2 separate regions of the Homo sapiens genome follow, and region 2 is linked to region 1. The links are chromatin contacts, found by Hi-C or POLR2A ChIA-PET in ENCODE. All regions are on one chromosome and are shown on one strand. The core of a region is the stretch at or near the end of the contact, and the rest is flanking DNA. Distances in the headings are between cores, read along the strand shown.

Region 1 (2,770 bases), core at 91-2,590:
CCGAGAGCGAGCGAGGGCTGTGAGGACTGCCAGCACGCTGTCACCTCTCAAGGGGATATGGGATGAGCCAGATACCCCAAAATATCTTCCTAAACTCCACAGAAGGGAGCGAGGCAGGGCAGAGGGCACCAAGGGAGGTGCCCCGTGAGATTCTGCACAGAGGGTTCGAATGACAGGGCCTTGCTGTGAAAGTCACCGAGTGCGCTTGTTTTTGTTTGGGTGGAAATCACTCAGAATAACATGGCTCGCTGCACTCAGATGCCAGCTCTTGGGATGATATTAAATCTCCCTACTGAATACAAAGTCTCCTGTTAAAAAGCAATCAAAATAATCCTCAGGAACAGGTGGACGATAAATTAATGAGCACAATCTTTTCCTTCAAATTGAGCTGGGGAAGAAATTAATTACTGGGCAAACCGGTAACAAAGAGGGATCCCCGCCTCCTGCAGCCTTGGAGCCCTCTGTGATTTTGTTCTCCCGAAATCTAATTTCCATGAAACACTTCAGGGAAGTGTGTATCGCAGCATAAGAATTTCTTAGCAGGCGTGCTAATATGAACGCCATAATTCCCCAGTAAGGAGATCTCGCTCTGCTCGAAAGGCCTGGGACTGACAAGGATGATATTTCAGAGAGGTCTGCAGTTCGTTCCCAGACACTGTTAATAACCACCATACAGATTAAATGAGGACTGAGCTGGTGGGACTGGACCCCCGGAAGGTGGATATAAATTTTATTTATAGGATAGATATGTACAAATACATAAAATCTTTATTTTCAGTGGCATAACTTCTATATCTGCCTAGAATACAAATACACTTTCCTGGGTGATCCAGTGTCCTTTGCAGAGAGTTTCTAAGGCAGAAGCCTTAGCAATGTCACCCTTGCAGCTATTTATAGGGCCCTGGCACTTGGTGGAAGCTGACTAATGGTGGCATGCCAAATGACACCGAGAACACTGCTGCTGGCCCTAAATCATCCTCTCATGAGTCCACACTCTGTGGCCCTTCTCCCTTCCCAGGCTGGGATGCCGCTTCTGTCTGGGGTTGGGCAGACACGGCCAGGACTCAGCCCCTGTTAAGGGGAAGGAGAAGGAGAGTAATGTTTGCCTGAGCCAGGTCCTGTATTAGGCTACTTACATTAAATCCTCTGGGCCACCTGGGAGGTTGGGCAACTGGCTTCCTTGGCTTGAACACGAAGAAAACAAGACTCAGAGGTTACATTTCTTCCCTCTGGGACAGACCACTGAGACCTGGCTAATAGCAGTGGGATATTCCCGACTCGGTGGCCTTCCTTTGTCCCTTACGCTTCTCACTGCTGTTCAGTGAGTAACACTTGATTTTCTTTATCCTGCTTGACTTTCAGTGAGCAGCTGGATCTCAGCTGGGAAGGAAACCTTGGAAGTGCTCCTAGGACCAGGGCTGGAGGAGCCAGCCGGCCCTGCCCTCCCTGTGGGAGATGCTGACCTCCTCCTAACCTCCCTTTCTGTTTCCAGCCTGTAAAGTGAGGGCGTGAATGCTTAATTTCCCAGGCTGGTGTGAGGAATCGATGGGACAACTCAGTAAACGGCTGACCCCTGCCTGGCACGGAGGTAGTGACAAGCCCTGCCAGGGTGGCCCGAGTGTCCCGGTGCTGGGCCCGCCACTGCCTCTTAGATGTTCTTTCATCTTGGACGTCTGAGAGGCAGTGAAATCGCTTCATTTCTCTGAGTCTCAGTTTCCTCATCTGTGATGTGACAATCACATCCTCTCATGACTTTACGTATAAATCAGTGAAAATGGTAGGTTATTAATTTTTAATTTGAAAAACAGAAATTTTTACAAATGCAAGCCCCATTCTACAATAGTGGGCCACATGGGACTCAAAAGTGATGGGACCCACCCTTAGACCCATTAGGATGGCTATTATAATAAACAAAACAAAATAGAAAACAACAAGTGTTGGTGAGGATATGGAGAAACTGGAACCTTTGTACCCTGTTGGTGGGAATGCAAAATGGTGCAGCCATTGTGGAAAATCACATGGTGGTTTCTCAAAAAATTAAGAATAGAATTGCCATGTGAGTATATTCCACTTCGGAGGATACACCTGAAAGAATTGAAAGCAGGGTGTCAAAGAGATACTTGTGCACCCATGTTCACAGCAGCACTATTCACAATAGTGAAAGGAAGGAGTAACCTACGTGTCCACTGGTGAAAGAAGGAACAAACAATACGTGCTCCACATACAATGGAACATTATTCAGCCTTAAAAAGAAGGAGATTCTGGCTGGGCGCGGTGGCTCACGCCTGTAATCCCAGCACTTTGGGAGGCTGTGGCGGGCAGATCCCCTGAGGTCAGGAGTTCCAAATCAGCCTGGCCAACATGGCAAAACCACATCTCTACTAAAAATATAAAAATTAGCTGGGCGTGGTGGCACACACTTGTAGTCCCAGCCACTCGGGAGGCTGAGGCAGGAGAATAGCTTCAACCTGGGAGGCAGAGGTTGCAGTGAACAGAGATCATGCCATTGCACTCCAGCCTGGGCAACAGAGTGAGACTCTGTCTATAAAAAAAAAAAAAAAGAAAGAAAAAAGAAAAAGAAAAGAAGGAGATTCCTGCAACATGGGTGAAACCTCAGGACATCATGCTCGGTGAAATCAGCCAGTCACATAAGAACAAGTAACAGTATGATTTCACTTATATGAGGTACCCAGAGAGTCAAATTCATAGAGACAGAAAGTGGAATCGTGGCTGCCAGGGTTGTGGGAGGGAGAATGTGGAGTTCGTGTTT
Region 2 (2,913 bases), core at 290-2,789, 400 kb before region 1:
TACTTGAAAAGCAGAGGAAACGGTTCCAAAGAGCCAAGTGAGCGAACAGGAGCAACAGAGAGAGGCCGCATTACCTAACTGTCCAACAAATCTCCGTGACAAGGGCTCTGAAGGAGCTGTTAGCGGAAAGATAATGGTGGCAAGTCTTGCGTTCGCAGGCACTGTGCTGGAGATATGTGAGCCGCTGTAAAATGCTCTGGGAATATTTAGAATAAGGAATGTGCCGCATTAAGGCACGACCTGCCTGACAGTCCCTTTAAGAAGATGAAGTGCAGATGGCTCCTCCACCCCAGCGGATCTATAGGTCTTCTCACGAGGTTATCAGCAGGTCCCTCCAGATGGGGAGCTCGTATTCGCTTAAAACAAGAGGCTGGGTGTGGAAATAATGCTCAGAAAGGTGTTTCTGCCATGAATCCTCCGGAGGGACGTGGGGCAGCAGCATTATTACTTCCGTTTCACATGTGATTAACCTAGCTGGGAGGAGGGAGCCTCGTGGGGGCTGTTATCTGCTGGCCCACAGGAGCAGCAAGGGTGAGCGCAGCAGATCGGAGGCATGCAAAGGCGCCTGGCGGGGGGATCGAGGGCTGGCTGCAGACACTGCATGCTTGCGGAGGCTGGGGACTGCTCCTGGTCACTCGAAGAGCCTGTCAGACACCAGTCCTTCAGGTCACCCAGCCCATCACCTTGCCAATGGAGAACAAGCCAAAAACAAGGTGAGGCCCGGGGGACTGCCTCTGGGACTCCGAAGCATGGGAGGGCAGCTCTGCAGGACAGAGACAGCAGCAGGCCAACTTGGGAGCAGATTCTCAGCTCCACACCATGGAGTGAGACCACAGGCTCTCACTGGGGCCCAGGTGCCCAATCTCATGCCTGCAGCCCCACCTCCATTTCCCCTCTGCTGCTTCTATGGCCTTACTGGCTTCTAAGCCCTTACAAAGTGAAACCCCAGATCCCTGGGGACTTACCTTAACTCTGGATAGACATTTTCAAGGTACCATTTGAAAGGCTTGCAGCTGAGTTTCTTCCTAAGCTCCAATCTGCTCTGAATACTGGAGAAGAGGGAAATAAGATTCCTTTATAAATTTTAAGAATAGATGGGCTTTCTACATCAAACTTGAAAATCTGCTGAGGAGAACAGGGTTGGGGCAGGTGGTGTGGTGTGGACTGCCCATGCTCCTGTGCCCACAACCCCTTCCCGCCTTGGCACCTGGGTAGCTGAATTCAACGCTGGGGGCAGCCCCTTACCTCCCACCCCCACACCCCAAGAATCCCCAGTAATTGTGAGAAGGCAGAACTGCCACTTACTTTCCATAAGGAACGTTTCTAGCAGAAGGCACTGCTGCATAATAGAAATTTTTGTATTCATCCATCCAGACCTCTGCTGCCCGGCGGGTGTTTCTAGAAAGAAAATAAATCTTGAGGTGTGATTTCCTTTCTTTCTGTCTGCATCACTCCATTTGCACCTGTCTGCTGGCGTGTGACTGAGGCGGCTCCCTCTGGGTGTGCAGCAGCTCCAGCTGGGATCACGGCACACAGCAGAGGGTGGGCTGTCCCCACCAGCACCTCGAGCTGGACCTGTGGGGAGCCAGCCTCAGCGGGTGCTTACTGAACCATTGGAATGGCTTTCTTGTCACACAGATGGTCAAAGGGCAAAAGGCAAAGTGGAAATTACAGCACGAGCCAATATTTTAAAGGAGGGACTGGGGTCTATATCTTAAAGAAGGACAAAAGAAAGTTACTCTTTAAAAACTCTCACATTACGCGTCCACAGAGGGCCGGGGCCACAGAGCACAGCAAGGAGATTCCAGGCCCCACGGCCTTCTCCGTCACGGCTACGACACTATCAGACAGCTCTGCATTAAAGTTCAGACTACATAAGATAAGAGTTCCTGGGAAAATCACTTTCTTTTCTGCGGGGCTAAGCTGAAAGACTGCCATGTTTGCACTAGCTTTTTTTTTTTTTGATGGAGTCTCGCTCTGCTGCCAAGCTGGAGTGCAGTGGCGAGATCTCGGCTCACTGAAACCTCCGCCTCCCGGGTTCAAGCGATTCTCCTGCCTGAGCTTCCTGAGCAGCTGGGACTATAGGCATGTACCACCACACCCAGCTAAAATTTTTGTGTAATTTTAGTAGAGACGGTTTCACCACATTAGCCAGGATGGTCTCGATCTCTTGACCTTGTGATCCACTCGCCTCAGCTTCCCAAAGTGCTGGGATTACAGGCGTGAGCCACCGCGCCCAGCCGGCTTTTCTAGAAGGAAAGAAAACCATGTACTTAAATCTCATAGAGAGAACCATGATTTGCCATAAATAAAGCCCCTGGGACAAGCTACTCTTGAATGTCTGACATGCATTAAAAGCTATCATCTGCATAGGTATCAGCAGTGTATTCTGCCAAGAATTATCTTAAAGCATCCATGAAGTAGCAAGCACACAGCTAACCTCTTTGCTCCCATATTCTGGTCTCGGCTATAAGGTGGACTCCCACTTCAGGCTATAGCTAGCCCTCCTTAAGAACCCCATAGGAAGGCACTGTGTTCTTCCAAAATAAATACAGTAAGGAGGTAATGCTCGCCTTTTAAAATAATTCCTTAAAATGGCGAAACTTTCAACTGATCTGAGATACCATTATTAAAATAATTTCTGTATGGGGCCTATATCTTTCATATAAGGTGATATATATACTTTTTCATTTTAGTAAGTAGAATATGGACTATTATCCATAATGCCATTCAACACAGATAAGAACATATGAATGCACCTATTCTCTGACCCAGCAGCTCTACTTCTAGAAATTTATCTCAAGGCAGCAATCAATTAGGAATGAAATATACATGTGAAAATATGCTCACTTCTGCTTTGTTTATAATAGCAAAAAAAAAAAAAAAAAAGAGAAACTTTATGACTAAATATGA

Evidence for each region. A loop is a pair of places that touch in the nucleus more often than their neighbours do. ChIA-PET counts read pairs that join two places held with the same protein, here RNA polymerase II (POLR2A). Pooled maps may share reads with other maps.
Region 2: POLR2A ChIA-PET joins it to region 1 with 11 read pairs in Panc1. The contact joins two enhancer-like sites. A Hi-C loop is called at or near these places in 1 of 37 single-sample maps with no recorded cell type and 4 of 50 pooled maps. POLR2A ChIA-PET finds 5 or more read pairs at or near these places in 1 of 52 experiments (Panc1).

What each region holds. Positions count from the first base shown.
Region 1 is chr1:229,862,556-229,865,325 of GRCh38, reverse strand. All of the region lies in intron 1 of LOC105373162 (a long non-coding RNA gene), which reads left to right. Among named protein-coding and RNA genes, the nearest start is that of LINC01682, 22 kb to the left of the region's middle. Within about 2 kb of position 1,340, at least 9 of the 41 ENCODE cell types and tissues checked have a DNase peak (open chromatin) inside an H3K27ac peak, as active enhancers do.
Region 2 is chr1:230,261,058-230,263,970 of GRCh38, reverse strand. GALNT2 (polypeptide N-acetylgalactosaminyltransferase 2) reads right to left here. Exons shown (of 16, transcript NM_004481.5): 12 at 1,306-1,398; 13 at 966-1,049. All of the region lies in intron 3 of LOC124904542, which reads left to right. Among named protein-coding and RNA genes, the nearest start is that of PGBD5, 160 kb to the left of the region's middle. Within about 2 kb of position 1,539, at least 3 of the 41 ENCODE cell types and tissues checked have a DNase peak (open chromatin) inside an H3K27ac peak, as active enhancers do.